Linked DNA regions of Homo sapiens: region 1 is linked to region 2. The links are chromatin loops, found by intact Hi-C in ENCODE. Cell type or tissue: PC-3. All regions are shown on one strand. Links, peaks and the distances in the headings refer to the core of each region. The heading gives the core; the rest is flanking DNA. Region 1 overlaps LOC124905177 (a long non-coding RNA gene). Region 2 has its middle 17 kb from the start of MID1IP1-AS1.

Region 1 (17,061 bases), core at 4,650-12,649, 59 kb before region 2:
TCTTTAGCTTAATTAGACCCCATTTGTCAATGTTGGCTTTTGTTGCAATTGCTTTTGGTGTTTTTGTCATGAAGTATTTGCCCATGCCTACGTCCTGAAAGGTATTGCCTAGGTTTTCTTCTAGGGTTTTTATGGTTTTGGGTTTTACATTTAAGTAAAACATCCACCCATTTGCAGATAAGCCTCTGAGTGGCCAGAAGGGCTCTTCCTAAGAGTTATCACATAGGGATTTTCAAAATTCAAAGCATGCTCACCAATTTTGAAATAAACCAAATACTAATACAGCTCTCTAGTTGCTTCTGGCTAAGATCTTCAGACTAAACAAAACAGTGAATTTATTAGACTCCTCTTGAGACATGAGAGCTTACAAACTTTACTACAGAGGCTGGAAATATACCTGGGAAGGAAACATTTGACCTTTGAGTTATTGAGGTATCGAAAACATGCTAAACCAATAGCAGGGAGTGGGTGGAAAAACAGATGGGAAAACAATTCTGATAGTGACCTAGCATTCATCCATGCAGAACTTCTAACAGTCACAAGAAAAGGCCTACCTCTGCTTTTGTGAATATGAGAATTATAATTTTAGTGTGTGCTGCTTTTGTTATACAACCTACCATTTTTGTCATTTGACCACTTTTATAGAGCCCCTCTCATGTGCAGAGCATTAGCTACCATGAGCATGTGAGAGAAGGCAGCATGCACAGCTTTGTGCATTATGTAAGGTGACCCCTTTATTGTGCAGCCTGATGTTTCTTTTGTGTGTGTGTGTGTGTGTTGTTTCTTAATGGAGATGGGCTTGGGAGGGGTAACAGACCCCTTACGTGTTATGTTTTAATCTAGTTGTGAAATGTTAGAAAATACATCAAAAGGTTTATGTGGAAGCAAGAAAATGTTGAAATTTCTTGGTAAAACCCATTTCCATTCATTGCTATTAAGAAGGACTGAGTGGCCATCAACATCTAATCTGGGGTTCGTGGATATATTTTGGGAATGGACCACCTGAAACAACATCATCACCCCAAGTAAAACAAAGGTATTGTATTCTGTGTACCCAAGCTTGGCTTTCCATCTTCCTCAGAATCTTTTAGTAGAAAGAAATGAGAGCTGATGAAGAACCAATTCATATTAAAATAGTTATCAACTAGTGCTGAAAGTCTAATCCATTTGGGATTGTGTTTGCTCCATAAGGTGGTGAACTCAGTTATCTTGAATGATCAGGGAATGGGGTTCTCATTATTTTTATACCAAAATGTATGGCCAATTTACAAAGAATAATATGATTGCAACAAGGTACACTGTAGGAAATTCACTGTAGGAAATTCTGTTCAGAATCAGGCACATCAGAATTTTCTAAGCCATGAAGCTATCATTATGGACACGGATTCTGGCAAATTTGGAAATATCATAGATAGAGTTTCCTACTATTAGAATGTGAGATAAACCAGCTCTCACTATTAGGGAATAGAAATTCTCCTATTGGTCATATGTAAGATGGTATGGATAAAGCAATAGAAGTGATAATCTCTCCAAAAAATAAAATAAATAAATAAATAAAATAGCTGTCTAAAAATTTCCTTGGTCTGAGGAAGAGACATTTAAAGCCTATTAATACATATTACCAAACTTCTTTCCAAGAGAGTTAAAAAATTGTAAACATGCGTTCCTAAAATATTGAGAATGAAGAAAGGGCAAACCAACTTGGCCATGAGACGTCTGTTTAGCATAATGAGGAAGTGTTTAGTACAAATCAACCTTGAGTCAGCCAATTTTCATTTGGAATCTTGAAAGGCACTGAAGATGATAACATCTAATTCTTCATCATTTGAAGAATGCTGTTGATAGCATCAACAACAAAAACCAACTTGTCAAGCACTAAACTTTTACCAAACACCTATCTCATTAGCCCACTTCCTATTTAAGAAATTGCTGTTTAAGAGATTGAATCAATTACTTCCAGATGCAGAGTGAATAAATAGTATAGCTGCACTATGTCTCCTACACCCAGGAATTTTGCTGTCCAATAATTTTATTCTTGACTATCTATTGAGCCCTGGCACAGTCAAAATGGTGGCAAACCTACCACCCTTAGATGCCAGTGCTCTCTTGATGACCCTGGCACACAGGCACTTCAACCCCCTCTGTGCCTTGCTACCATGGCTTTTCTTTGGATAGGGAAAGGAGAAGAAAGGGGAAGGGTTGCCTCCACCCTGGGTTCTGATTTAGTAGGCCAAAGGTATAGTCTGGAATTTGCATTGTAGAAGTGTTTTCCCTACTGCCCATAACTCCCAAATGAAAACCATGGCTTTAGAGACTAGAACTTTCCCTCTCACTTCCCCCCATAGTGTCTGGTGTTCTGTTCCATCAGGGCAGGCAAGGAGCTTGTCAGCCAATTCAAAAGGCTAGTTGGAGCTCAGGTTTTAGTGGGTGATCCTGAATCACATTGATATCCCTCTGAGATAACATGTGTAAGTCAAGCCTGTCTGAGGCCTGATCAGTGGCTGCATTGTTCAGACTTTAATGGCAGATTTGAGTCAGAGTAGGTTTCCTATAGACAAAAAGACATCAGGATGCTGAGATTCCTTAAATAGTGGATATGATAATGGGTATAAAAAGGTGATATTTCAAATGCCAGGTGGAATGGACTAGAAGTAGGTCTTATCATCCACTACTCAGTAGAGAAGAGGTAAAGTGGTCTCTCAAAAAGATCACTCAAGTGATGGACAAATGCATCTTTCTGTTACAAGGATGGTGCTGATCTTGCACAGGGAGAAAAAGCCAGAGAGTTCTACAACTTGTGGGTAAATGTAGAACTGTCAGGACAGTGATAAAAAGAACTGAAGCTCAAGCAAATATTTACTCAAAAAAGACCAATAAGTTGTGCAACTGTCTTATATCACCTGAGCTGAGTAAGACTTGCTCAGGGGGAAAAGTCAGGGATAAACCCTAAGATTGTACCTAACAGGACAGAAATGATCTCAGAGTGAAGCACGTAAGCTGGTATTTTTCATTTCTTCAAATTATTTTAGAAGAATCCCCTGTTTGCCAGAAAGATGTGTATTTGAAAAAAGGGTAGTCCAATGGCTTGTTGATGGCCTTGGGTTTTCAAGGATGAGCCTTTGGGAAAGTGTTTGGAACAGTGTTCTGGGACTTCTTACCACCATGAGGAAGTAACTTGTTTCACTAAAGAGTGATAAATCCAACAATATTAACAATCAAAGTTCCCAGAAGAAGTAAACTTCCATTCACATCCCCAAGTAGACCTGGCCACATGAACCAACTGCCCTGTATAGACACCCACTACAGGTCTCCTTCAGGAACTTCAATCATGTAAAGATGTAATAGCGGCTTGTGTTTAAATATCTTTTAGGCTCACAAAATACATTTAACGTATATTTAAGCCTCGAAACAACCTCATGAGGTATGTCTCATGTGCCCCCATTTTATTAATGAGGAAACTGAGACTTAGGTTAAGTGACCATCCAAAATGTTCACCTAGGCATCCACTTAGGATAAGGTTACAGTAGCTTTTTTCCTCTGTCTCTCTTCCACAGAGAACAAGTAGAAGAGTAGGACATAAATACAAAGAATGTGGTTGAAGGCCTCAGAGATCTTCCAAAGCAGCAGGGACTTGAAAGACCAGCATCCTGTAGAGAAAGGAAATGCATTGAGAAGAATCTGGCATTTTGAACCCAATTTTCCCCTTGATGAATCTGCTGATTCATAAGAGGCTTGGAGTCACGAGTCTAAAAAACCAAGTAAAAGAGTGGCAACTGAGACACTAGGAAGCCAAATGGAGGTTTTGGAAGTCTCACAACCCAGGGAGGCAAAACTTGGAGTTCAGGAATACCCAGGAGGCCACAACTGGAGAAGTCAAGATCTCAGGGAGAAGGCAAACACATTGAAGTGAGCCCGACATTTTTTTTAGGCATTTGACACGATGCCCTGCCTTTTTGTATAAAGATACAGCAAATCTGAAAGTAAAAAGATGAAAAAAGTTATGCCATGCAAACATTAACCAAAAGAAAACTGGTGTAGATGTAACGATAGCAAACAAAGTAGACTTTAAAGGAAGAAGCATTACAAGACATAAAGATGGACATTTGTGCCAAGTGCAGTGGCTCACGCCTGTAATCCCAGCACTTTGGGAGGCCAAGGTGGGTGGATCTCTGGAGTCCAGGAGTTTGAGACCAGCCTGGGCAACATAGCAAAACCCCATCTCTACAAAAAAAATACAAAAATTAGCCAGTCATGGTGGCGTGCTCCTGTAGTTCTAGCTACTTAGGAGAATGAGGTGGGAGGATTGCTTGAGCCCAGGAGATGGAGGCTGCAGTGAGCCAAGATCATGCATTCCAGCTTGGGTGACAGAGTGAAACCCTATCTCAAGAAAAAAGATAGACATTTGATTAAATGGGTCACAGTCTACCAGGAAGATAAAACAATCTTATATGTATGTAATAATGTAGCCTTAAACTATAAAGCAAAAATTGACTGAAATAAAGAGGAAACAGACAAATTCACAATCATGGTGAGGAATTGTAAGGCAACTCCCTTACATTTGAAAATACAAGCCCAACAGAAAGCCTTTGGACCACCTTTCCCAAATTCACATCTTTCTGGTTAGCAGGAAGTTATGGAAAAAGAATTCCAAGGAATGCAAAATGTAGGTATATGTACTTCATTCTGAGACCTGGATTATTGTTACAATTTCTGCCTTGTTAGTTATTTCCCTCCACAACTGTTAGAGAAAGAAAAAAACAACAGGCACGAAATTGAAACAATAAGGAAGATTTGAAACATACAAATAACAAACTTGATTTAATTGATATATTTTGTGCATATGTTTAATATTGCATACTATATATTATATATATATATATATCAAGTGTACATGAAACATTTACCAAAATTATATATAGCTGGGCCATAAAGCACATCGAATAAATTTTGAACAATTGAGATCACTTAGAGTATGTTCCCTGACCACAGCTAGAATAAATTAAAAAGCAATTTAAGGATATATAACTGGAAAATCCTCAAATATTTGGAACTTAAGTATTATACTTCTAAATAACTCCCAGGTAAAAAAAAAAATCCCAATAAAGGTTAGAAAAAAACTTTGAACTGAGTGGTAATAAAAATATAGCATAGCAAAACTTGTGGGGTGCAGTTAAAGCTATGCTTACAGGGAAATTTATAGCTTTGAATTCATAAATTAGGAAATAAAGCTAAAAGTTAGTGATCTCATTATTCATTCCAAGAAGAAAAATACAACACATTACATTCAGAGAAAGCAAAAGGAAGGAAACAATAAAGATAAGCCAAAGAACATAAACGGACAATAGAGATACTCAAGAAGTGAAAAGTTGGTTCTAACAGACACTGGGGCCTATCAGAGGAAGGAGGGTGGGAGGAGGGGGAGGATCAGGAAATATAACTATTGGTACACTAGGCTTAATATCTGGGTGACAAAATAATCTGTACAACAAAACCCACAAGGTAAACACAAGTTTACCTATATAACAAACCTGCACACGTACCCCTGAACTTAAAAGTTAAAAAAAAAAAAAGTTGGTTCTTCAAAAAGACTTATGAGCAAGACTGCTGAGAGTTATCCCTCACTTGAGGCAAAACCACGACTTAAACCTAGGCCTTGACCAAGCACTCCTCAAGCATCCGCTGTCCCAGGAAGCCCTTAGCAGGTTTGTGGGAAGTATGACTGTACCCTGGTTTGGAAAGCTTGCAGGAACGCCAGTTGGGGAGTGCCATAGAGGGCCAGGGTGGGGTTGGGAGTGTGACTCAGTGCCCAATCATAGTACAGGAGATGAGGAGTCACTGGACTCATTCTCTGGAAGCTTCAACAATCAACCAGGGATGGAGTCTCAAACTGCCAGAATCTCTTTTACCAAAAATGAACAATTTCACTGGACTACAGCTTGAGTTTTTTTAGTTCTCTTCTCTCAAAGTAACTATAGTATCACACGGTTATGAACTAAATCTTTATATGGCAATACAGTGACTTATGTTTGCATATCAGCTACCCTGTGTAACAGAAGTAGTCCCCTGCCACCATTTCCCATCAGGGTTTACTCAGTAACAGGCCACCTGGCTGAGGGCTGTGATATTTCACTAGCCTCCTTCCTGAGTTGGAAAAACTCAGGCAGTATTAGTTTCAGATCTCTGAAAAGCTTCAACTTGAGCTAATGCTTCCTTGATTTCCATCCTGCAAAGGAATCCAAGTGGCTTTCTCAAAAAGGAAGGAAACTAACATTTATTGAGTGCCTACTATGTGCCAGAGATTTTAAATTAATTAATCCATTTAATTTTCACAACTCTTCTGAGCTATTTTCATTTTTCAGAGAAGAAAACCAAAGGACAAAATGTTTAAATATCCTCACCATGTTCATAGAGCTTTAACTGGCAGTTTTATTTTTCTTTTATCCCAAAGCTCACTTTCTTGAGAGATGATAAATTGAAATAAGAAAATAAATCTTGCGGTCAGAAAGATCTTGATTCCACTTCTGAGTCTGCCACTTAAACCATTGTAACCCTGGGCAAGTTAGCTGACCTCTATTGAACAATAATACTAACACAGTTGTCCCTTGGTATATGTGGAGGATTGGTTTCAGAACCTCCCATGGATACCAAAATCTATATACAATTGCTTAGTGTTTGCATATAACCTACGCATATCCTCCTGCATACTTTAAGTCATCTCTAGATTACTTATAATACCTAATACAGTGTAAATGTTATCTCAGTATGTTGACCAGGCTGGTCTCAAACTACTGGCCTCAAATAATCCTCCCACCTCAGTTTCCCAAAGCAATTGATACACTGTATTGGTTTTTAAAATTTGTATTATTTTTACATTTGTATTGTTATTTTAAAAAATATTTTCTATCCAAGTTTGGTTGAATCCGCAGATATGGAACTATGGATGTGGACGGTTGATTGTACATATATCCTGAGACCGTTGAGAGAATTAAATAAGATAATGAGGACAAGTGCTAAGTACAGTGCACAACACACACAATATGGTTACTACTCCTACTCCTGCTATCACTATCATTACTGTTGCTCTTGCTGCTGCTGTGCTACTGTATTACATTACCTATCTGGCCTATGCTGCCTCCATTTAGCTCAAATCCTGAACTGTTGACTGCGCTAGCTTCATGCAATGCTATTTAAAGGGCCAAATCCACCAGCCATAAAAAGAAATGAGGAAGTTATGGCTGATAGTGAAGCACAGGCCTCAGGAGTCAGGTCCCATGGGTTTTGTTTTGACCACTGAGTCACGTAGTGACCAACAATCACACGAACATTGGCCAGCTCTCCTGTTGTTCATCAAGGTTAAAGACATAAACAAGCCCTCCTGCTTTGCACATGAAAATTCACCGCTTGCTTGAAAACCTCCTTGGGGAAAAGGTTTAGAAAACACAATTAACAATTTTTCTTGATGGAATCATTTTCTTCTTCCATCAGGGTTTTCTTTTAAATTCTAACCTACCCAGGTGATCTTCAGGTATATCTGAGCAGAGCAGCCCAGGGAGGATAGAAGAAAGGGATGATGCCCTTGATGCAGAATGCAAAAATGTTACTACAGATATTCATCGCTTAAGGGTGGGAATACACTCTAAGAAATGCACATTAGGCGATTTTGTCATTGTGTGAACATCATAGAGTTTACATACACAAACCTAGATGGTATAGCCTACTCCATCATATCACTCCATTATAATTTTATGGGACCACCATTGTATATGCAATCTGTCATCGACTGAAATGTCATGATGTGGCACATGGCTATACCTGAAGAATCAAAAATGAGTCTGTCCAGTTGGTATGTCCTGGAGGTGTTCAGATGTTTGTCAAACGAATGTGTGAATGAACTGGCAGGCATCTGTGCAGTCATTCATTGCATGCAAAGCACTGGAGTCCAAAAATTAATTTTTTAACCTTTTTGGTTTTGGCCTTCTGATGAACCCACAAAGTTTCATGTGTGTCAGAAGTAGCAGTCCCTATGCTAAAAATCTTCCCAACTTCTCTCCTGGTAGTAGTAAGCAATATGCTAGAGCTCCCAGTTCCTACTGGATTTGGCCCTTTATAATACTTATCACAATTACAATTATTTGTTTTGTGGCTAATTTCCTTGATAGGTCCAGCATGGAGCACAGAAACTGACACATAGAGGATAGTTACTGAATACCAGCTGAATGAATGAATGAGCAAACTACTTACTATCTAACAAACCAATGCTTGAAAATGGTACATGTTGCAGATTTCAGCTTAGTGCCACTGTACATTCTAGTTTCCTTTCCCAGATTTTACCTCCCAGGTAGGCTGATGTGCACCTCTCCCACTTTGTTGAATTGAAATTAAGAAATGTGTATGTTAGTGTGAGTCTGGCTTTTTCATGTAGTACTTTAAAACTCCCAGCCCCACTAGTGCTGGGGTGTTCACCGGCTCTCCCAGCATTCCCTAGGTGCAGAGACAGGGAAGTAAGTGGCTTCCTATTTGTCTACAGAGTGACTCAGCTTGCTTTAATGTTGCCTTGTTCAGTGCAAGTGGAGAGCTGGATACTGAGAGAGTCACGGCCAGCAGAAATACCTTCTAGAAATCAAACATGCATCTAGCAGAGCTCACTGGCTTCATCTCCCAAAGAGAGGGGCAGATTATATAAATGCTGATTAAGTCATGAGCTCTTGGTGTGGTGACATTTCACTGCCAAGCAAACAGACTAAGGAGCCAGTGAGCCTCCAATAAATGACGATGTATTTTGTACATTTCTTTTCACTTCCCTCATAGGAATAGAGATGGTCAGAAGGCAGAGAAAAACTTAGATTAAAAGTAGTGGTCTAGAAAGGTAAGTATCCCAAGAAGCAGGGCTAAGGGAGGGGCCGCTTGAGTGGAAGGAACATGATGACAAGGGGAGCCTTAATGCTTTAAGCTTATACGGAGGCAACTGCTGTTGGAGGAGCAGGTACATTCACGAGCTCATCACTCATCTGCAGGTACAGACTTCTCGGGCTCGTGAGCACATGTGGACATTCCTGCTCCTGAAAAAGAATGCCCAGGAAGCTATGTGCCTTACCTCTGAAAGACTTGCTTTATCATTGGCCTTACAGTTCTTCTGATGTCACTACAATAAAAACCTGGCTATGAAAAATAAACAGTGTTGTTGCCCCGCCCAGATCCCCTTTTTGGCAGGTGCACCCAGCTTCCAGCTGCTGTGAGCTGTTGACTGCTAAGAGCTTACAGCTGCAGCCTTCTCTGGAGGATTGTCCTCAACTAACAGGAACTGAGTCCCCAGTCCAAAGTGCCCCAGCCCCAGCATCTCATAGCCAATGACTGACTGACATAACAGTATAAAAAGTCAACCCCCTTGCTTCATGGTAAGATAACTCTGGTGTCATTTATGCCCCAAGAACCACCCTGGAATCAGGTTAAAGCTGGGCTCCAGCTCAACCACATCCTTAGCTCCTCCCTATGCCCTGTCCTGCTTCCTGCCTTCCCCCTCCTGAGAATACTCTTTCAACTGAACTTGAACAAAACAGTTTATTCTTCTGACTTTTGATGGGCATTTGGGTAGTTTCCAGTTTCTTTTACAGTTATAGCTAATGCTGCTTTAAACATTTCTTTCCGTGTGCCTATGTACCCATTTTTGTTGGGTATATTCCTAGGAATGAAATTGCTAGGTCATAGATTTGTATATATCCCACTTTAATGAATGCTGCCAAACAGTTCTTCAAAGTGGGTGCACCAATTCACACTTCTATTAGTTTCAGCGTAGGTATATGTACCCAATGTATGACTCTGTGGCATCACAGGAACTGCTTCTAGGGTTCAAGACTTAAGATAGGCATTACAGCTAACACTCACATAGTACTTACCACATGACAGGCATTCTTCCAAGAGCTACACATGTATTAATCCATTTAGTCCTCACAAATCTACCTCTATGACATAGATGTTACTATTCTCTCTGCTTGGCAGCTGAGGCAACTGAAGCAGAGATTTCAAGTAATTTGCCTAAAGTCACATGGTAAGTGATGGAGCCACGATTTGAATCCAGGCAGTCCCACCCTTAACTATAATTCTTACTGATTCTCATAACTCTCTTTTAATACCTGCTTATGTTCTTTTTCAGAAGGGAAGTTTAACTCTCACTTATTCCTTCCACAAGCATTAACATCCAGGGAATTAGAGACATTTTAAGACTATAATTCCAAAAAACAAAGCTCAATGACTAGAATGGTTTCTTCTACTTGCACTTCCCCCAATCCCAGCCAGCATTATGTAAAGATCAGTTTTGTACTTGAGCAGATGCTAAGCGGTCTGCACTTCTGTGGCTACAGAAAGTACTTAAGAGAAAGTAGGAAAGACAGTTCCAGAGAACAGCCTTTTTCAAGTGAAATCCTGCCAAGGCATACTCAGATATTCACAGTGGCGGTGGCTGAAAGTTACCCAAGATAGAGGCATAGGGGAGGACGATACAACAGCAAAATAATGAAGCCCAGAGCTCTTGTGCACTGCCAGTGGGAGTGTGAATTGGTGCCACCACTTTGGAGAACTGTTTGGCAGCATCTACTAAAGTGGGATATACACAAACCCATGACCCAGCAATTTCTCTCCTAGGAATATACCCAACAGAAATGGGTACATAGGCTCATGGAAAGAAATGTTTAAAGCAACATTAGCTATAACTGTAAAAGAAACTAGAAACTACCCAGATACCCATCAAAAGTAAGAAGGATAAACTGTGGTAAATGCATCCAATGTATGACTCTATGGCAATGAGAATAACTGAACTACAACGACACATAACAATATAGATGAATTTCACAAATGTGTTGAATGAAAGAAGCTGGACACAAAAAAAGTGTATGCTACATGATTCCACTCATATTAAGTTCAAAACTAGACAAAACTCATCTATTGTATTAGAAGACAAGATAGTGGCCACCCTTCGTGGGGGAGGTGACTGGAAAGGGGCACGAGGGGAAAGGACCAGAGTGCCGGTCACATTCACTCTCATGATCTAGGTGGTAGTTCCATGGCTGTGTTGGCTTTATGTGAATCTATCAAATTGTATGGTTATGATTTGTGCACTTCCAGTATGGTCATTATGCTTCAATTAAAAGCTGAAGAAATGACAGAGAACAATCTTGTTAAAAGGGAAAGAAAATCTTCCCACATAGATAGAATGTCTCTTTCTTTCCACAAGGAAAATTATATCAATGAAGATCAAAGCAGTTTTCTTACCCAGTGACCACACTTGTGAGTTCAAATTCCTTAGGGAGGTATTTGGTTGATCTCTCAGAGATCTCTCCTTATTCCACATATTTTGCCCTATATGGATTACTGAAATGGTTTTTGTATCTCAAAGCACCAGGCCTAGGCCATTTACTCAGAAGACAAAAAAAAAGTCAAGAGAGGCATTCATTAAGCACCAGAATAAAATGTGTCTGTCTTGCCCCATTCAAGTTTACCGAGGGCATGGGTTTATGATGAGGATGAGCATGCAGAGTAGGGGAAAGCTGTGTCACATGGAGCTAGTGCCAGAGCAGCAGGGAGACCCTGGCAGGCAAAGGCTTCCTTTGGAGGCTCCTCCAGCGCTGTCCTGTGATGGCATTCCCCACCCTCCCTTCTTCAAGGCAATAAGCAATCTCAAAGAAACCAACATCTAGCTTCCAATAACCCTGTTAATTTATTTCAGCACACAACAGGGTCCCTGATGTGGAAAAATCAGATTTCTAGGCCTCTTCAACATCTGTTCCTGGTAATCCCAATGTGTTATCTTTTTTCATTGCAAAAAGCAGCTGGTGAAGCGTCATGGCATTTCATTAAAGAAAAAAAAAAAGACCAAATAAATACATAGTGGCTTTTGAGAGATTATTTGTGACTTTACCAAAGAGGAGCTGAAAGAAATGCTCTCTTCTTCTTCATCACATGAAAGTCCTTTCTTCTCTGTTTGCATGAGAATAGACAGTCACATTTGAAAAACTTGAATGTGCAATAATGATTTGTCAGAAATTACCACTGTCCTTTGCCTTTAGGCCTGGGGGATGTCCATGTATTCATTTGTTTGCTTCACAGACATGTATTGAACACCTACTATGTGTCAAGCCTTGCCCTAGGTGTTGAGCACCAGGCAGTAAATTAGCAAAAACCTTATTGCAAGTCTCGGGTTACAAAGTCAATGCACACAAATCTGTAGCACTGCTACACAACAATAATTATCAAGCTGAGAATCAAATCAAGAACTCAATCCCATTTACAATAGCTGCAAAAAAATAAACTACCTAAGAACATAATTAACCAAGAAATTGTAAGATCTTTACGGGAAGAACTACAAAACACTAATGAAAATAATCATAGATGAAACAAACAAATGGAAATACATCCCATGCTCATGGGTTGGAAGAATCAATATTGTGAAAATAATTGTACTGCCCAAATCAATCTATAGTTCAATGTAATTTCTATCAAAATACAAACATCGTTTTTCACAGAATAGAAAAAAAATCCTAAAATTCATACGGAACCAAAAAGAGCCCAAATAGCCAAAGCAATCCTCAGCAAAAAGAACAAATCTGGAGGCATCACATTACCCAATTTCACATTATACTACAAGGCTATAGTAAGCAAAACATCACACTACTGATATAAAAGGAGACATATAGAGCAATGGAACAAAATAGAGAACCCAGAAATAAAGCCAAATACTTACAAAAAACTGATCTTCGACAAAGCCAACAAAAACATAAACTGGGAAAAGGACACCCTATTCAATAAATGGAGATGGGAAAATTGGATAACCAAATGTATACAAAAATTAACCCAAGATGGAATAAATACTTTAATCTTAAGTCCCAAAACCATACAAATTCTGTAAGATAACAAGGGAAAAGTCTTGGATATCGGCCTAGGTAACGAATTTACAACTAAGATCCCAAAAGCAAATGAAACAAAGCAAAAATAAATAAATAGTACTTAATTAAACTAAAAAGCTTCTGCACAGCAAAATAAATAATAAACAGAGTAAATACACAATCTACAGAATGGGAGAAAATACTTGCAAACTGTCTATCTGACAAAGGATTGATATCCAGAATCTGCAAAAAACTCAAACAAATCTGCAAGAAAAAAACAAATGATTCTATTAAAAAGTGGGCAAATGGCCGGGCGCGGTGGCTCAAGCCTGTAATCCCAGCACTTTGGGAGGCCAAGGCGGGCAGATCATGAGGTCACGAGATCGAGACCATCCTGGCTAACACAGTGAAACCCCATCTCTACTAAAAATACAAAAAATTAGCCAGGTGTGGTGGTGGGCGCCTGTAGTCCCAGCTACTCGGGAGGCTGAGGCAGGAGAATGGCGTGAACCCGGGAGGCAGAGCTTGCAGTGAGCCAAGATCGCACCACTGCACTCCAGCCTGGGCAACAGAGCAAGACTCTGTCTCTCAAAAAAAAAAAAAAAAAGGTAGGCAAATGACATGAACAGACATTTCTCAAAGAAGGTATACAAATGACCAACAGACATGTGAAAAAAATGCTCGATATCACTAGTCATCAGGGAAATGCAAATTAAAACCACAATGAGATACCACCTTACCCCAGTAAGAATGGCTATTGTTCAAAAGCAAAAAAAAAAAAACAGTAGATGTTGGTGTGGATGCAGTGAAAAGGGCACGCTTATACACTGACAGTGGGAATGTAAATTAGTACAACCTTTATGGAAAACAGCATGGAGATTTCTCAAAGAACTAAAAGTATATCTACCATTAGATCCAGTAATCTCACTATTGGACATCTACCCAAAGGAAAAGAAGTCAATTCTATGAAAAAGATGCCTGCACACATGTTTATCACAGCACAATTCACAATTTCAAAGATATGAAATCAACCTCAGTGCCCATCAAACAATGAGTGGATAAAGAACATGTGGTATATACATAGGGATCCAGTTTCATACATATATATATATATATATATACATTCGTATATATACATATATATTCATATATTCATATATATTCATATACATATACACACACATGGAATACTACTCAGCCTTAAAAAAGAACAAAATAATCTCTTTTGCAGCAAGAAGTAACTCAAGAATGGAAAACCAAATACTGCATGTTCTCACTTATAAGTGGGAGCTAATCAATGGGTATGCAAAGGCATACATAGTATAGTGGACATTGAAGACTCAGAATGGGGGAGGCTAGATGGGGCATAAGGGATGAAAGATTACCTATTGGGTACAATGTACACTATTTGGATGATGGGCACTCCTAAAGCCCAGACTTCACACTACACAATTCATCCATGTAACCAAAAGCCACTTGTACCCCTAAAGCTATTGAAAATACAAATTTTAAAAAATAATAGCTCAGAATTTAAAACAAAATACTCTATTGCTTAAATCCCCTATGAAGGACCTACTTGGAAAAGGACAAAGTGTTGTGCCAGGGCCATGCTCCTCCAACAAACCTTAGATCCTCTTTAGCACAGAGGCCTTCATTCAAAAAACTGGGCCAGCTCTCAGTCTCCCAGACATCCAACATTCCCCACCCACAGCTGCTGCTGTTCAGGACACTTCTTGAACTTTTTCCTCATTACCTAACTGCGGTTGTAAGCAAAGATGGAGTATGTTTGTGATAGAAAGTTCTGGATGATCTACCCTCTAACAACTTCTCCAGACTAATCTCTTATGGCCATTCCCCCTTCTTCACTGTTCTCAAGTCACACAGGCCATCCTTCTGATCCTCAAAAGTGCCAAGCTCTCAACGACCTTAGGACCTTTCTGCTAGCTGTTCTCCCAGCCCAGATTCTCTTACCCCGGATTTTCTCAAGAATTACTTCAACAATATCTTCTTGTTACTATAGTGTCAGCTTAAATGCCAGCCCTCAGAGAGCTGGCATTTAAGAGAGTCCTCAGAAAGCGGCCCTCAGAGAGCTCCCAACCATCACTTAAAGTAACCCCACTCCATCAATTCTTATCACAGTCTCCTGGGATTTCCTGGTCTCTAGATGTGCGTATTGTCTGTCTCCCTGTGCTCCATAGGATACAAGTGCATTAACTGTAGGGACCAAATATATCTAGTTCACCTCTGTGTCCTCAGCAACTAGAATAGTGCCTGGCATGTAGTAAACACTTAATACATATTGGTTTAACGATTTAATAAACAAAAGAATGAATGTCAAAATATTGGAAATAATAAGAAAGTCCAACAATTGGAGATTTGTTCAATAATTATGGCAAATCTCTACAATGGGCTATCATCTAACCAACAAAATAGATGTTGTGGGTTAATATTTTTCAAACTACAAAATATGATCTGTCTGTGGCTCATGTAATCAAGTAGTGAATCATGAAATAGTGTATTCTCTTATATACTAATTCATTATAAAATAGAATAGAAAATATCAGAATACACAATATATTATAAGGATAACTATTGGGCAAATGTGTGTTTATGTATGTGTGTCTACTGAGTAGCAATATAAATTTTTTTATTACAGATCCTGGTCAGAAAATTTGGAAATCACTGTTGCAAAAGATTAATGACAAGGAAATATATTCATAATGCATTAAATGGAAAAAAGTAGATAGCAAAAAATAAAGAGTGTATGTATGTAAGAAAAAATATTAGATTGAAACATTATTCGCTTTAAAAAAAGCATAGACAGGCATAGAAAATCAACTGAAAAAATAATGTTGAGTAGATTTTTCTGGGTGATTTCATTGTTTTCTCCTTTGTATTCATCTTTGTTTTTTAAATTATCTACATGGAACATATAATTTTAAAAAGGTAAGTTATTTCTAGAAGATGCTATATAATATCCTTTAGAAAAATAGGCTTTTTAGAAATAAAAGTACCTCAATGGCAATGTCATAAATTACTGCAAATAAGCTTTTAAGTGCCTATAGAAGGCATAATTATGAGTTCTCTATACAAAGTGTTTCATCTCACATTATCTTGTCTAATCTCCATAATGATAAAAGAAGGGAGGCAAGACAACAGTCATCCTTATTCACAGAAGGGAAAACTGAGGCACAGAGAGGTTAAGTGACCTGTCCACAGTTGCACTACGAGTTAGTGGTTGACCTGGCAAAGAACCCAGGGCTTCTGATTGCTAATCCACACCCTACATTTCACCTACTCTACTGTAGTCTGTAGACTTGATACTTTATTGTGCTGTGTGGGACATAATTATCCCCTTTTTACTTCTATAATGAAGAAGTGAACTTTCCTTCCCTTGTTCCTCATCCTCCTATGTCCTTGAGGCTGCCAGCTTTAGAGAATGACTCAAGCACTCTCTTAGCCATGTTTCTGTCCCTAGGGCCACCAGAGTATTGCCATTTCTGTGCATTCATTTCATACACTGGAGACACTATAATACGGGGAGTTAAGAGCCACCAAGATTTAAATCCCAGCACTGCCACTTATTGGTTCTGTGATCTTGGGCAAGTTGTTTAACCTCTCTGGTCCTTGATTTACTTATCTATAAAATGGGGATGATTACAATATTAATTGTTTTGACTTCACAGGGTTATTGTGAGAGTCAAATGCATTAATACGTGTAAAGTACCTAGGTAGTTTCTGAAGTCATAATACACATTATTGCAAAGGATTGCTATTCATATTATTATATAGTATTGGAGGATACTATGGCCAAACAACTTGAACTGTGTTCTCTGATTCTCCTCATTTTTCTCCTCCTCCCACCACCCAGAGTGGAATTTCCTCCATCACCCTCTTAGTATTGTCACTGATTTTGAAATTCCTCTTGGTGTTCCATTCCAAAAAAGCTCCTGATTTGTCCCTGTTTTATTTGAAGCTGTAGCTGCCAATACTGGCTGTTTCTTATGTATATTTACATATGCGTCCTACTGAGGGGGTGACAGCATCCAAGAAGAAAACTGATGGCTGTCTCTCTATGGACATTCTCTGTTTGTCTCTCAGTACCCGTTACCCTCTCTTCCAACAACAACCCAGATTTTTATCTGGACACAGATTCTTCCCTTGATCTTAAGTCCAAATGATCTAG
Region 2 (17,061 bases), core at 4,193-12,192:
GCCGGAGTGCAGTGGCACAATCTAAGCTCACTGCAACCTCCAACTCCCGAGTTTAAGTGATTCTTATGCCTCACCCTCCCAAGTAGCTGGGATTGCAGGCACCCATCACCATGCCTGGCTAGTTTTTGTATTTTTAGTAGAGATGGGGTTTCTCCATGTTATCCAGGCTGATCTTGAACTCCTGGGCTCAAGCAATCCACTCGCCTCGACTTCCCAAAGTGCTGGGATTACAGGCATGAGTCACTGCACCCAGACTCCCATATGTTTTCTTCTAGTAGTTTCATAACTTTAGGTTTTACATTTAAGCCTTTATGCATTTTTAGTTGATTTTTTGTATATGGTAAGAGATAGGGGTCTAGTTTCATTCTTCAGCATGTTTTCCCAGAACCATTTATTGAAAAAGACTGTCATTTCCCCAATGTGTGTTTTTGGTGTTTTTGTCAAAATTCAGTTAGCTGTAGGTGCATGAATGTATTTCTCGGTTCTCTATTCTATTCCACTGGTCAGTGCCTGTTTTTATGCCAGGACCACAGTGTTTTGGTTATTATAGCTTTGTAGTATAATTTGAAGTTAAGTAATAAGATGCCTACAACTTTGTTCTTTTTGTTCACGATTGCTTTGGCTATTCAGGGTCTTATGTGGTTCCACACAAATTTTAGGATTTCTTTTATTGTCATAAAGAATGTCATTGGTATTTTGATAGGAATTTCACTGAATCTGTATATTGCTTTGGATTGTATGGACATTTTAATGATATTAATACTTGCAATCCATAAACATGCGATTTTTTTCATTTATTTGTGTTTTCTTGAATTTCTTTCATTAATGATTTATAGTTTTCATTGGAGAGAACTTTCACTTCCTTGGTTAAAATTATTCCTAAGGTTTTTTTTGTACATATTGCAAATAGGACTTTTTTAAAATTTCTTTTTCAGATAGTTCACTGTTGGCTTATAGAAACACTACTGGTTTTTATATGTTAATTTTCTATCCTGCAACTTTACTGAATTGAAATATTAGTCCTATTAGTGTTTTGGTGGAGCTTTTAGGATTTTCTCTATATAATATCATGTCATCTGCAAAGAAGGACAATTCAGTTTCTTCCTTTCCAATTTAGATGACTTTGATTTCTTTCTCTTGCCCAATTGCTCTAGCTAGAACTTCCAGCACAATGTTAAATAGAAATGGTGAGAGTGGGCATCCTTGTCTAGTTCCAGATCTTAGAGGAAAGGCTTTCAACTTTTCCACATTCAGTGTGACATTAGCTGTGGGTTTGTCATATATGGCCTTTATTTTGTTGAAGACTGTTCAAGTTTTCTATTTCTCTATGGTTCAATCTTGGAAGGTTGCATGTCTTAAGGAATTTAAAAATTTCTTCTAGATTTCCAATTTGTTGGCATGTAGTTGTTCATACAAGTCTGTAGATTTCTAAATGCTACATAAACTCAATGTCAATTCTAAAAGGGCTTTTTTTAAATTTTTTTTCTTTCTTCCCATCCAATGACCTATCAAGGGGCTTAATTTTTAACATGAAATTTTTTATATAAACAAACCCTTTTAGAGTTGACACTGAACTTATATAGCATTCTGAAATCTACAGATTGCGCTTTTTGGTAAGTTTGTTGGGTTTTTTTGTTCATAATACTGCAAACCACAAACATGAAAACAGCATTTTATTAAGTCATTGTCATCTACACCTAGTCCTTTGATCTCATGAATGATCTTAAAACCTGCTCTGGTCATGTTAGGGCTGAGTAGGATTTAATTTGATTCAATAAAAAGGAATAATTTTAGATTTACAGATAAATTGCATAGAAAGTTCAGTGTTCCCATATATTCCACACACAGTTTCTCCTATTAACATCTTACGTTAGTGTGGTACATTGGCTGGGATTTAAGGACCAATATTAATATATTATTCCTTTTTAATTTTTTGTAGAGATGGGGCTCTCACTATGTTGCCCAGGCTGGTCTCCAACACCTGGGCTCAAGTGATCCTCCCACTTCAGCTTTTCAGAGTGCTGTGATTCGAATTGGAAAAAGCTACTTTAAAGTTCATATGGAACCAAAAAGGAGCCCACATAGCCAAGACAATCCTAAGCAAAAAGAACAAAGCTGGAGGCATCATGCTACCTGACTTCAAACGATACTACAAGGCTACAGTAACCAAAACAGCATGGTACTGGTACCAAAACAGATATATAGACCAATGGAACAGAACGGAGGCCTCAGAAATAACACCACACATTTACAACCATCTGATCTTTGGCAAACCTGACAAAAACAAGAAATTGGGAAAGGATTCCCTATTTAATAAATGGTGCTGGGAAAACTGGCTAGCCATATGTAGAAAGCTGAAACTGGATCCCTTCCTTACACTGTATACAAAAATTAACTCAAGATGGATTAAAGACTTAAATGTAAGACCTAACACTATAAAAACCTTAGAAGAAAACCTAGGCAATACCATTCAGGACATAGGCATGGGCAAAGACTTCATGACTAAAACACCAAAAGCAATGGCAACAAAAGCCAAAATTGACAAATGGGATCTAACTAAACTAAAGAGCTTCTGCACAGCAAAAGAAACTATCATCAGAGTAAACAGGCAACCTACAGAATGGGATAAAATCTTTGCAATCTATCCATCTGACAAAGGGCTAATACCCAGAATCTACAAAGAACTCAAACAAATTTACAAGAAAAAAACAAACAACCCCATCAAAAAGTGGGCGAAGGACATGAACAGACACTTCTCAAAAGAAGACATTTATGCAGCCAAAAAACACATGAAAAAATACTCACCATCACTGGCCATCAGAGAAATGCAAATCAAAACCACAGTGAGATACCATCTGACACCAGTTAGAATGGCAATCATTAAAAAGTCAGGAAACAACAGGTGCTGGAGAGGATGTGGAGAAATAGGAACACTTTTACACTTTGAGTGGGAGTGTAAATTAGTTCAACTATTGTGGAAGACAGTATGGCCATTCCTCAAGGATCTAGAACTAGAAATACCATTTGACCCAGCCATCCCATTATTGAGTATGTACCCAAAGGATTATAAATCATGCTACTATACATACACATGCACACGTATGTTTATTGCAGCACTATCCACAATAGCAAAGACTTGGAACCAACCCAGATGTCCATCAATGATAGACTGGATTAAGAAAATGTGGCACATATACACCATGAAATACTATGCAGCCATAAAAAAGGATGAGTTCATGTCCTTTGCAGGGACATGGATGAAGCTGGAAATCATCATTCTAAGCAAACTATCACAAGGATAGAAAACCAAACACCACATGTTCTCACTCATAGGTAGGAGTTGAACAATGAGAACACATGGACATAGGGCGGAGAACATCACACACCAGGGCCTGTCGGGGGGTGGGGGGCTGGGGGAAGGATTGCATTAGGAGAAATACCTAATGTAAATGACAAGTTGATGGGTGCAGCAAACCAACATGCCACATGTATACCTATGTAACAAACCTGCACATTGTGCACATGTACCCTAGAACTTAAAGTATAATAATAATAATAATAATAAACAAAGTGCTGTGGTTCTAGAAGTGAGCCACCATGTCTGACCAATATATTATTTTTAACCTAAGTCCATACTTTCTTCAGGTTTCCTTAGTTTCCTTGCCTACTATCCTTTTCCTGTCCTAAGACCCCATCCAGAGTACCACATTACATTTAGTGATCATGTCTCTTTAGGCTTCTCTTGGTTGTGACAGTTTTACAGACTTCCCTTGTTTTTGATGGCCTTGACAGTTTTGAGGAGTATTAATCATGTATTTTGTAAAATGCCCCTCTATTGGGATTTGTCTGATGTTTTTCTCATGATTAGACTGCGGTTATGTATTTTTGTAAGGAAGACCACAGAGATAAAGTGTCATTCTCTTCTCATCATCACATCAAAGGTACACACTGTCAACATGACTGATCACTATTGATGTTGACCTTGTTCACCTGGCTGCGAAGGTGTTTGTTAGATTTCTCCACTATAAAGTTACTCTTGCCCAAATAAGCCCTTCCCCAAAAGGGCTTATTTTTATTTACTTTATTGAGGTATAATTTACATACAGTAAAATGAGCGCACCCATCCTAAGTGTACACTTTGATGGGGATTGAGGAACTACACCAGTAGTTCTCGACTGGAAGTAATTTTGCCACCCAGGGGACAATTTCTGAAGAAATTTTTGGTTGTCACAATAGAAAAGGGGTAGAGGCTGGAGACACTGCTTAACATCCAATAATACATAGGACAGCCCTCCTCAAGAAGAAATTATCCGGACCAAAATGTCAGTAGTGCTAAGATTGAGAAATTCCTGATATACACTCACATGACCACTACTCCAAATCAAGACACAGCAGTAACCCAAAAGTTTCTTGTGCTTCTTTTCAATCAATTTCCCCACTACCTGTCCTTGAAAACTACTATTTTTATGTGTTCTTCCAGAGAGTAGTTTCATCTGTTCTTGAACTTCATAGAAATAAAATCTTGCTTTATTTCCTCTTTTATCTCTGACTTCTTTTGCTCAGCATAATATTGGAGGTCATCCATATTGTGTTATGTATCAGTAGTTTGTTCCTTTTTTATTGAATAGTATTCCATCGTATGGCTATACTATACTAATGGGCATTTAGATTGGTTCCAGTTTAGGGATTTTAGGAATAAAATGAAAACTGTGTAGAAGTGTTTATGTGGATATATGTTTTTAGTTCTCTTGGATGAACACCTACAAATGGAATTGCTGGGTCATATGGCAAGTATACATTTAACTCAAAGGGGTTATATTTTTTTAAAAAAAGAAAGACAAAATAAATGGCATTTTATCTTATTTGAACTATATGGATTCTCTCACTACTTCTACTTTCTCATCTCAGCTAGGAAATAAGTTTTGAATTAAATAAGAAGGTGATGTCAGAGACATCCTCTTCCATTCTTTCCATCCCCAGGCAGAACTTCTTGGAATAGGTGATCAGACTTCATCAATTCCCTTCTCACTTGCACTGTGCCAAGCAAAAGTTGATGGCTCTTAAGATCAGAACCAGAAACAGCTGTGTCTCTGGTTCTTTGGGTAGTGTGTGTTTGATTTCTTTTTGAGAAGATGTTTATAGAAAATGGCCTGCGGTATTGGCAGTTGTGAGAACAGATCTAACTTCTGCTTGGAACTGCTATAAATTTTTAAAACAAACCAAACCCGAACATTACAATATGGCTATGTAAGGCACCTCCAAGCCAAATCCATTAAATTGGGAATGAAATATTTATTATGATCTGAATGAGACAACGACAAAGAAAGGACTTTAGATTTTCCTTAAAGTTGTAGTACCAAAACTTTGAATGTTTACGCTCTTACAATAGGTTTGAGAGTTTAATTTTTGATTTATATAGGGGCTCAAAATTACCATCAAGGAAGAAAAAGTTTACAAAACTCATAAAATAAAAATAAGATCTTTTCAATGTAAAAAGTAGAGATTTATCTTGCTAGTAAGCATTCCTAGCCCATGTGTGAAGTAAACAAACCTATTTCTTAGCCTGAAAAATTTTTTATTATACACATTATGAAATGATCCCTTCCCATAGAAACCAGTAACTAATATCCCCAAAATTTTAGAAATTCATCTCCAAGGATAAAATTGTAAAATAATATGGTAAAATTATTAATTTTCTGAGCAAATTAAATAATTTAAATAGGGACAACAAAGAATTCAATGTAATGAAAGAAAAAGATCTGTAAGTTGAGAGACCTAAATTCTAGTCTTGCCTTTGTCACAAATTAGTTGATGGAAAATATACTAGGTGATCCCTAAGGTTCATTTTAGCTCTAATCTTTTATGAATTTCATTGTCTGGCTTTCAATACACACATAAATAATATACTGCATACATTTATATAAACAACTTTTTCATCAGGGTTTTTAACTTACTTCCAAGTAATCCTGGGGAGGTGGAATATTAGATTAGAAGCACTTCTTAAATTATTTTCTTACATAGAATTACTACTTAACTTATAAGAACTATAATACCAATATGTCTTATTATTATGATTTTAGTTACAATCTGATGAATATTTAGCATTCCCTTTTACATCTTTATCTTCAGGTAGACTTATGTACCCCTGTTGTAAGGTTCAGCATCATTATGACACTTTAATGTTTACTAAGTTGTTAAGTATCATATGCAAGTTAATTCTCATAGGAGACTTTTAAAAGTGAGCCTGCATTTTTAATTGCTTTGGGAAGAAAGAAATATTTCCAGGAAATATATGCCACCTTAGTGTGAAACCATCATAAGAAGCTGAGAAGGGATACAACTATTGTTGGAGAAAGCTTCATTCTAGCAAAGCACATCGGTCCTCTTCCTAAGGGATAAATAGGTCATCTCTTAGGTCATTACTTTTCATATAGTCAAGATTAACATATTTACCTCTTCTCCATGTATCATATTACTCTTTTTATATCTGGTTTCTCAGTATTTGACACATTTCTTCCCACACAATATCCCTCTGTGAGATACATCCCTTATTCGGGTGATTGTTTTAAAGTCATAAACTCATCTGCTTTTCAACCGGGGGAAAACCTATGAGTGGTGACGTTTTTCATGTTACCTTAATAGTATGCACCTCAGTAACTCTCTTAGTTTGAAGATTTTGTAAAACCTCTAATCTATCCTATGAATAGATAGAAATAAACAGCAAGGTCATCTGCAATTTATATTTGCCACGAGAGAGCAACCTTGACTTTTTTGACTTAGGTGATTAAAATATCAGAGTCAAGTAACACAGTGGATTATTTTTGTAAATTTTAACTTTCATGATTTAAAAACAAAAGACACTGTTCTTTCAAGTTGAATAAAAATATAATACCTGCAAACATATCTGAATAAACCATATTTTAAAAACCATGATGCCCAGAATGAGTAAAGATAGTTATATTGTTAAAACAGCCTAAATAAATAAATTGTCCTACTATTAACATAGAGGTAACATTATTTATTTATTTATTTTAGTTTTATTTATTTTATTTATTTATTTTTTTAGATGGAGTCTCGCACTGTCGCCCAGGCTGGAGTGCAGTGGCATGATCTTTGCTCACTGCAAGCTCCGCCTCCTGGGTTCACGCCATTCTCCTGCCTCAGCCTCCCGAGTAGCTGGGACTACAGGCACCCGCCCCCACACCCGGCTAATTTTTTGTATTTTTAGTAAAGACAGGGTTTCACCATGTTAGCTGGGATGGTCTTGATCTCCTGACCTCATGATGCACCCGCCTCAGCCTCCCAAAGTGCTGGGATTACAGGTGTGAGCCACTGCACCCGGCCGAGGTAACATTATTACCTGAGTTAAGACATAATGTCCAATCAAAGGGCTTCTTTCTTATTTAACACGGATGCTCATGTTGTCATGACCTATCAAGACATGGTGCCCATGAATGCACAGAATCATAGTCTCATCTTGAAATGAAAATTTCTACCATATTAAATAATGATTTTTTAGATGAGACCATTTTCTCAATTGAGAGAAGAAATGGTTTCTTTTGGCAAAATGCTTAAATCAACAAATGTAGACAATTATTTTCTCTTGGAATAATCATCAGATCTCTGTTTCCATGAGAGAAGAACTGCTAGTGAGAAACTGACCTTTATAGAGAAAAGGCTAGAATTCCTACCAGGCATTATATCACAGAATTAGGCTATTTCCACAGAACTACAAACACATCTTTGGGAAAGGAATTAGCTTGCTGAGGTAGGAATGTGTTTGATCTTACAAAAATAAAAAAAAAACAAAAAACCAGACATCAAGACCTTTATTTCTACCTTTCTGAGAGGCATCTTCCAGACAAAAACATGTTGAGTTAGACTCTCTCCCTTCCTCTAGTCTCATAGACCATGGCTCTGACCATGTGCATAGACTCCCTCCCTTTCCTGAACAGCAGGCTCATCCTACTCAGCTATGCTGTGCTCCTCACAGTCTCATTGCCATCATGAGAGCTGCCTTCTACACCAATCGTGCTGTCTCATCTTCTCTGTCTCCATTTCTCCACAGTTCAGTATTTAATCCCCATCGTTTACCTTCCTATTTTGCTAAATACTTAACATACATTTAAATGTTTTGCCAGGTGTCCATATTACTGTTGCCTTAGAGGTTTAGAAGAATCTTCATTTCCAAGTGTTCGTCACCTTAAAGATCTCTATTCTTCCTCCAGTCTTTCTCAAAATAGGTAAGTCGGAAATGTTAGAACTAATTATTTGGGTTGGCAACAATCTGATTATTGTGCCCTGGGCTTTTTATTAGAAAAACACAGGGGCCTCTGCTTAGCCATTACCCCTACAATAGAATAGGAAACTATTTGACCATACCACACTTCCCCCAAAGTTGGTTTGTACCAAGTTAGAACAGAGTTTCTTGGTAACTCAAGAGTTGGGATAAGTACGGGCTCCCCTTACCTCCAACACATGTGCCACCACTGCAGTGCCACAGGCTGCATGGCTTGTGTCCCACAAAAGCATTCACGTGTTAGCTGCCTCCTCATTGAGTAATATTCATCATCCCTTAGCTATTTGTCCTGCCTTGGGTTTAAGGGTGGGGCTTTATGTACATTTAAAAATTATACAAATCAATAATTTTAAAATGAGACAACAAAAAATAAGAGTCCTCCTGTCACTCAGGCAGAGATGACCAGTGGTTGGAGAATGTTGGATATCCCTAAAGTCTTTTCTATGAGATATATTGTAATATGTATATTTTGCCTTCTTTTTAAAAGTTATTTATGGACATGCCAAATTCTAGGACATGATCGCTTGGGTTTTATTTGTTTTAATTCCTGCAATCCTTTAATTCTGCTAGTTTATTAAAATAAATAAATTTAGTACATATTTCTGTCCCACAAAAGTTTATGCCTCAGAAAATATATTATTGAAATATACTGTAATTGTAAGTCCTTTTTACCTCTTTGCAGCAAAACTTCACACATGGCTAGAAAGCATTATCAATGTCCTTCCCTGCAATGAAAATGAAAATAGAATGAAAAATATTAGAAACTCTGAACATGGACAGATTTCATACCCAGGCCCAGCAGAACAACTAGGTCTTGTCATGCTAAATCACCAAGAGACCACCCTGAGTGTTTATGGTTACAGAGGAAAAAGAAACAAGCATAAACATCAGGAGCAAGATTAAAACTTCAGTTTAGCTTTAATTAATCAAAGAGCAGAGCCCTCATTCCTGCATTTATTTCTCCTCCCATTTCCTACATGTCCAGGCTTCCCACATCCTCTACCCTAGCCTGTCTTTTCTTCCTACTACCTCACCAGTGTGGCTCAAAACCCAGGCTACCCACCACCCATTTCCCACAGTGAAGATGGGTCACATGGAACCAGACCCTGTGGTCATGCTGTCAGGGGATATGGGAATGGTGAGACCATCAAAATGAAAAACAAAAGATCTATGGCAAACACTACTAGCTACCTATGCCAATATCCAGTCTCCTCTTTCTCCTTAGTAACACAACTTTAATTTTTATCAGGGCTTGTTGCCACCTGTTTAAACAACTGCATGTCCCAGCCTTCATAGCAACTAAATACAGTTTCTCAATGTAAAAGCCAAATTCCTTCCAAAGGCCTTTAAATTATCAGTTGTGAGTAAGTTGCTGCTTATGATGAAACTGTCTCAATTGAAAGCAACTACTTAGTACTCCTCTGTTTCTTTCTACCTGTTCTGCTGGCAGCTTGAAACATAGACGTAATATCCTGAGCTCCAGCATCTATCTTGTGCCATGAAATATCCTTAAGGAGAGGTACTGAGGCTATGGAAGCATAAATTTCTGAGCCCAGGGCTGGATGGCACACCACAGGGCCACAATAGCACTCCCAGATAGCTTAACTTCACATTTTCTTTATCGAAGAGTGAGAAATAATTATATCTTGTTTAAGTATTTGTTATTTTGGGGTTTTCTGTTACTTTGATATCTGGGAAAAGAATGTTCCAGAAAAGAGAGCAGCAAGAGCAAGGGCTCAAGGGCTGGAGCATGGGGCATCAATGTGGCTGAAACAGAGGAAACAAGAGGAAGAGTGTGAGATAAGATCAGAGCAGTACTGAAGCCATTCTGCGAAGGGTCTGGAAGGCCTTTGGAAGGCATTTACACTGAAAGATATGAGGCATCAGTGCAGGGTTTGGATCAGAGGAGTGACATATCACTTCTAAAATAGTGACATCCATCTGGCCACTGTAGAGGAAAAGCATAGATGCAAAGAGATCAGGTGAAATATCATGGTGGTTTGAACTAGCATAGTATCAGTGGAGGTGGTGAGAAGTGTCAGATGTTTGATATTTTCTGCAGGCAGAGCCAACAAAATTTCCTGACAAATTGAACGTGGATTGTGAGAAAGAGAGGAATCAAGGGTGTCTCCAAAGTTTTAAGCCTGAGCAACTGGAAGGATGGAGTTGTCATCAACCTAGATAAGAAAGGCTGCAGCCAGAGCTAGTTTGGGGATAATGTCTAAAACTAAAACCATCCTTCCCTCTAAAATCTACTCTTTTGTTTAGTGCTATCTCACGCATTCGACATAGACCTACTCAGTCACCCAGGAAGAATCCCAAAGGCCACCCTTGACTCTTCTCTCTCTAAAATCTCCATAAAGTCCCCTCATGTGCTTTGATTTCTACTTCCTAACTATCTCATTTATCTATCCACTTCTTTGTCCACAGCCACCACTTTGTTTGAGGTCAGCATCATTTCTCACTTGCATTATTATAAGAGCCTTCAAATTGGTGATGAGTCTTCCCTGGATTGAACCTTGCAGCATGAGACATCTTTCTAAGCACAGCTCCCTCCAATGGCCTACCACTTCCTATTGTCCTTGAATAAAGTACTGAGCACAGTTTGTTAAAACTTTTTGTTTTGAAATAACTTCTGGCTTACAGAAAAGTTGCAGGAACTGTGCCAAAAACTGTCCATATACCCCTCACCCAAATATCTAATTTTACTTCTCTCCCTCTCATTGCTTTCTTTCTGAATCATTTGAGAATAAATTGCAAACACAATGCCCTGTACCCATAAATACTTCAGTGTATATCTTCCTCTAAATGAGAAAAATAACTGTCACAATTGCAGTACAATGATCAAAATCAGAAAATTAGCATTGCTACAATATCATTATTTAATACAGACTTTACTCATATTTTTCAATTAAGCAAATTATGTCTTTTATAGCAAAAGAGGTGTAAATATACATATAGATGTTGATGTTTCTGGTCCAAGATCTAATCCAGTGTTACATACTGCATTCCATTTTCCTATCTCTTTAAGTGTCTATTTCTCCTAGAACAGTTCCTCTGTCTTTACCTTTCATGATCTTGACATTCTGGAAGAGAATAGATCAGATATTTTGTAGAATTCCTCTCAATTTGGATCTGCCTGATGTTTCCTCGTGATTAAATTTAGGTTATGCATGTTTGGCAGAAGTGATGGGTCCTTCTCAGCACATACTATCAGGAAGCAGGTCTTTCACACATTTTTAAGCCTTCTTCATAATGTTGCTTCTGCTCATGTATTGCCTTCCTCTCTCACCCTCTGCCCATCGCTGCTCCCAGGCTCTTAGACACAGCCCCAGAGAATCCATTCCAACCTCATTGTCACCTAGTTAATCCACACTGTTCCCCCAGATCTCAGCACAGAGGTTACTTGCCAAGAGATGGTTCCTCAAACCCTAGTCCTCATTTGGGGCCCTTCCTGAGTATCCAGCACCCAGCCATCATAGCAGTTATTAGGCTGCATTGTAACTACCTCTTTGCTTGTTTGTAACCTCTTCTGGACAATAAGCATTTTAAGGTACAGACTGTGTAATGTTCACTATCATTGCCAGCACATAGCCCAGTGCCTGGCATATAGTAAGTAGGTGCTAAATAAATATTTGCTGAATGAAGTACCACTTCTGTGAAGACTCTTTGACCTTGCAAGCTTCCTCCTGCATGTTCCCAGAGCCCAGCATAACTCCATTATCTCTCTCATGGTATTGCTAAATTGTTTGTCTATACTCCGTCTTTGCAGTGAGCTTGAAAATTCCTGGAACCACATCTGAGTTCTTGCATTTGATTCCACTGCACCTTAACAGGCTGAGGAGGGAAGGAAGGAAAGAGAGAAGGGAGAGAGGGAGGGATTGGGCCTTTGTTTTAAAACTTTGTTCCTTCTGAGTTTGCCTTGAGCATGTGCAGACTGTTCTGGAGTGTCTCTCCCAGCTACTCCTCCCCCTCATACCCCACTTCCTGTTTACTCTGCCTCCCAGAATCGCAGTGGGGAGGGGAGGGGGATGGGAGCCAGTCCAGTTCCTTTAGCCTCCTTCCCAATTCCTGCAGGGCCTAGTTCAGGAATGATTGCTTTGAGTTTGAGTTTATGGTCTTTACAAGTCTTTATGAGTGTTATCAACAAGAATGTAAAGCTTTTAGTGTGAGTTTTCATCAGTGCATATACTAACAAGCAGTGAAGTAAATGAAGGTAGAAAAAAGAGGAGAAAGAAAGGCCTGGAAAATCTACAGATTAAATAACCAGTCAGAACAATCCAGAAATTAGTTGCAGTGTCTTATAAAGCCTTAAAGAACAAATCAGGTGAAAGAAAAGAAGCTCTTTCCTCAAGGATTTCTTTTTTCTGCCTTCCCTGGCCCTCATATTTAATTGACAACTAGCAAACACCACTTCTCTTATTATGATCCTTATGTTCACTGAGACAATATCTAATATGCTTCCCTCCTTTGAAAAGGTTTTATGCTGCATTCCAGACTAACTCATCACCATTCAATGAGAGCCAGGAGTACTAGGTCCCAATGGTAAGGAATCAATGGTGAGGAGCCACTAATCAACAAAGGGGCTGCACAACTGCGTCTTTCAAACATTGCTGGTGAGAGGGTAAATGTTATAACAGCTGTGGAAAACTCCTTGGCAGTGTTAAATTAAGTTTAGCCTAAAGCTGCTTCCTGACACATTTTAAGTTCAGGCTAAAGATTTTACATAGTGAACTGTAACCTAACTGGATGTGTAAACTGACTGCAACCTACTCTCCTGCCAATCACCGAGTTTTGGCCAATCAGAGGTGGCCAACTGTTCAAACTGTGCTCAAATAAGGCAAACACCAAGCTGTAACCAATCCAGCTGTTTCTGTACCTCACTTCCATTTTCTGAACATCACTTTCCTTTTTCTGTCCACAAATCTTCAACCACTCGGCAGCGCACCAGTCTCTCTGAATGAACCCTTTCTGGTTCAGGGGCTGCCTGATTCACAAATCATTCTCTGCTCAATTAAACTCTGCTAAATTTAATTTGTGTAAGGTTTTTCATTTAAAGAAGTTTCTTATAAAGTTAAATACATACCTATCTTTTGAACTAGCAATCTCACTTCTATGCATTTATCAAAAACAAAAAAGAAAGGCTTGCACTAGAATATTATTTACAGCTTTGTGCATGATAGCTAAAAAAAAAAATGAAAACAACTTTAATGTCCATCAACAAAAGAATGAATAAACAAGTCATGGACGTTTATAAAATGGAAAACTACTCAGCAATAAAAAGGAATGAACTACTGACTTATGCGAGAACATGGGTAAATCTCAAAAATATTATGTTAAGTGAAAGAAGCAAGACATCAAAGAGAACACACTGTACGACTCTCTTAATATGAAGTTCAAGAACCGCCAAAACTAATTATATGAAGATAAAAATCAGAACAGTGGTTGTGTGGGAGATGGGGTGAGGAGGATGATTGATCAGAAAGGAACATGAGGGGGTTGGGTGCAGTTGAAATCCTAGTGCTTTGGGAGGCCAAGGCAGGTGGATCACCCTGACTGAGGTCAGGAGTTCGAGACCAGCCTGGCCAACACGGTGAAACCCTGTCTCTACTAAAAATACAAAAAATTAGCAGGGTGTGGTGGCGGGCACCTGTAATCCCAGCCAGCTGGGGAGCTGAAGCAGGAGAATCACTTGAACCTGGGAGGCGGAGGTTGCAGTGAGCCGAGGTAACACCACTGCACTCTAGCCTGGGTGACAGAGCAAGACTCTGTCTCAAAAAAAAAAAAAAAAAAGGAAAAAAAAAAAAAAAGGCCAGGCGCGTGGCTCATGCCTGTAATCCCAGCACTTTGGGAGGCCGAGGCAGGCAGATCATGTGGTCAGGAGTTCAAGACCAGCCTGGCCAACATGGTGAAACCCCATCTCTACTAAAAATACAAAAATTAGCTGGGCGTGGTGGTGCATGCCTGCAATCCCAGCTACTCGGGAGGCTGAGGCAGGAGAATTGCTTGAACCCGGGAGGAGGAGGTTGCAGTGAGCCGAGATTGCACCACTGCACTCCAGCCTGGGCAACAGAATGAGACTCCATCTCGGGAAAAAAGAAAAAAAAAAGAAAAGAAGAAGGAAAAAGAGAGAGAGAGAGACAGAAAGAAAGAAAGAAAGAAAGAAAGAAAGATGCAGTAACTTTTTTAAAGTGAAGGTTATGTTCTGTACTTTGAGGTGTTAGTCATGGCTGTATGCATTTATCAAAACTTAAACTATATATGTAATATCTGTGCATTTATTATGTGCAATTATATGGCAATAAAAAACAAAAATAATAATGAAATGGAGGCTACAGAAATAAATGCTACACAAAAGAATCACAAAATGTTTTGAAAGGAAAGAAGTAAGAATGGTGCATGAAGAAAGAGAAGTTGGGTCTAAGATCTTAATCACAAATACATAATAAATAGTGCTGCTATATTTGAAGCAAGGTTTTTAGTAATACAATGACAGCACCATAAGTAGTATCTTTTTATGCAGAGCCACTGTCACCAAGATTAGAGCTTAAAAGAAAAATCAAGTTTCCTTCACAAAACAAGACAAAAAGGACCTTTTAGTACTGTTTCAATAGGTTGTTGTGCTAGAAATTCTATTTTAACCATCCAAAAGGCAACAAATGGATTAGGTGCCAAGAATATATAACCTTTTTGTTTCCTGGCCATATGCTAGATACCAATAGAAAACTAAAATAAGTTTCCTATTGCTTCTGCAGGAAATTCTCACTAACATGGTGGCTTAAAACAACACAAGATTATTATCTAACAGTTCTGGAAGTCAGAAGTCTAGAATGGGTCTCACTGGGCTAAAATCAAGGTGTTGGCAAGGCTGCACGCCTTCTCAAGGCTTTGAGGAGAATGTTTTCTTGCCTTTTCCAGCTTCTAGAGGCTGCCTACATTTCTTGGCTCATGGCCCCTTCTTCCATCTTCACAGCCAGAAATGGCAAATGGAGTCATTCTCATGCTACATCCTTCTGATTTTGACTCTTCTGCCTCCTACTTCCATCTTTTAAAGGACTTTGTGATTACATTGGGTCCATCAAGGACCCATACAAGGCCATAATCCAGGATGATCTCCCTATCAGAAGGTCAGGCGATTAACAACCTTAATCACATCTGCAACCTTAATTATCCCTTGCCACGCAAGGTAACATACTCACAGGTTCCAGTGAATGGAATATGGACATCTGTGGTGGGCCATTATTCTGCCTACCATGCTGAGTTTTCACAGCATTGTAAAATGTTACTTTGAGCACCTCTCTCATCATCCATCACTTCAAATCCTTCTGTTCTCAATGCCAGCCATTAGATAAATGTTTCCAAAGCTTCCAGGTTTATTATAAGTGGCTACTCAGGTAAATGAGATAGAACAGATCCTGCTCCATAGATTACATTCTACTTTCAATTGTTTCCATTTAGTTCTACACTCTCCTGAAATCTGGAAAAAAATGTCTCTGTTCCAGTTATCCATTGCTGTGTAACAAACCACTCAGTGGTTTAAAGAATAAAAATATTTTGCACATAAGTCTGAAATTTGGGCAGGGCTCAACGGGGACAGCTTGTCTCTGTTCTACTTGGCATCAACTGGGGTGGCTTGAAAGCTGGGGGCTAGAATCATTTGAAGGCATCCTCACATGTTTAGCAGTTGATGGTGCCTGTTGGCTAGGACCTCAGTGGTGCAGTCTGCTGGAATACCTACAGGTGGCCTCTCTATGTGGCCTGGGCTTCCTCCAGCATGGTAGCTGGGTTCCAAGAGCCAGCATCTCAATATTGAGTCACACATCTCATACAAGAGGATGATATACCACCTTTTATAGCCTGGCCTTGGAAGTGACAGCCACATTCATTTTGTCAAGACAGCCCACAAAGCCCCACCTAAATTTGATTGGTGGAGACAGAGATTCTACCTCTTGAAGGAAGGTGGCAAGGTTGTAGAAGTACATGTAGGGTTGGAAATAACTTTGCATCCAGTTTTAGAAAATACAATTTGCCACAGACTCTCTGCCACTTTTTCATTCCCTCGCTTTATCTGTATATCCTCCTCTTTCTTCCATTCTATTTGTCTCCTTTATATAATATCCTCCCTGCCCCACCCCCTATCTCCTTTTGTCCCCTACCCCTTCTACCTCAACATCAGGCCAACTCTGAGTTAGTGAAAAATAGTTTCATAAAATGATGGGAAAATACTATAGCACACCCACAAGAGGGGTATCTAACTGCTGAAATCAGGGAGCATTCAACCATTTTGGTTGACCAACAAAATGACCATGTTGGTTGATCAACAAAAATGGCAATTTCATATGCTTCTACTTAATATTTGTTGCCTTTCGAGTCAGAGAAAAAGGTATCACAGCTGGCTATCAGAAGAGAACAATTTCTCCCCACTCTTCAGGTTTCCAATGGCCAGGAATGTCCTGAAACATATTTTGCCTTTCTCCATCACTCCTGTTACTCACACTGACCCAGGATGGGGGAGTGAAGAACCACATCTGGAAAATTTGGAAAGACTATATTAGACAGGCTTGTCTTGGTGCCTCCTTTTTTCCACATGGAGCCAATATGGCTGCAGGGAGCAGGCATTTTCTTCTGCTCCCAAACCCACTAGAAGAAAAGGGCTGCTGGTTCTTGAGATTCCTCCCAGACCCCAACACAAGACTTAACCATCTAAATTGGCACTTCCCTAAAAACATTTAAGCTATGAAGAAATTATCAACAAGCACTTA

The links. Peaks named below come from ENCODE experiments on the same cell type or tissue, not always from the same donor. Only the 100,000 strongest peaks of a DNase experiment are listed, where the experiment ranks them.
Region 1: it touches region 2 in a loop (9-fold over the local background); 4 of 110 quality-filtered maps call a loop at or near these places.

The regions. Positions count from the first base shown.
Region 1 is chrX:38,872,124-38,889,184 of GRCh38, reverse strand. All of the region lies in intron 1 of LOC124905177 (a long non-coding RNA gene), which reads right to left. Among named protein-coding and RNA genes, the nearest start is that of MID1IP1-AS1, 77 kb to the right of the region's middle. RefSeq lists an enhancer at 9,341-9,390. In PC-3, for the core only: no CTCF peak of the experiment used is centred there; DNase peaks (open chromatin) are centred at 5,724 and 8,544; H3K4me3 peaks cover 909 bases; H3K27ac peaks cover 4,868 bases.
Region 2 is chrX:38,812,429-38,829,489 of GRCh38, reverse strand. No RefSeq gene overlaps it. Among named protein-coding and RNA genes, the nearest start is that of MID1IP1-AS1, 17 kb to the right of the region's middle. In PC-3, for the core only: no CTCF peak of the experiment used is centred there; a DNase peak (open chromatin) is centred at 8,569; H3K27ac peaks cover 935 bases.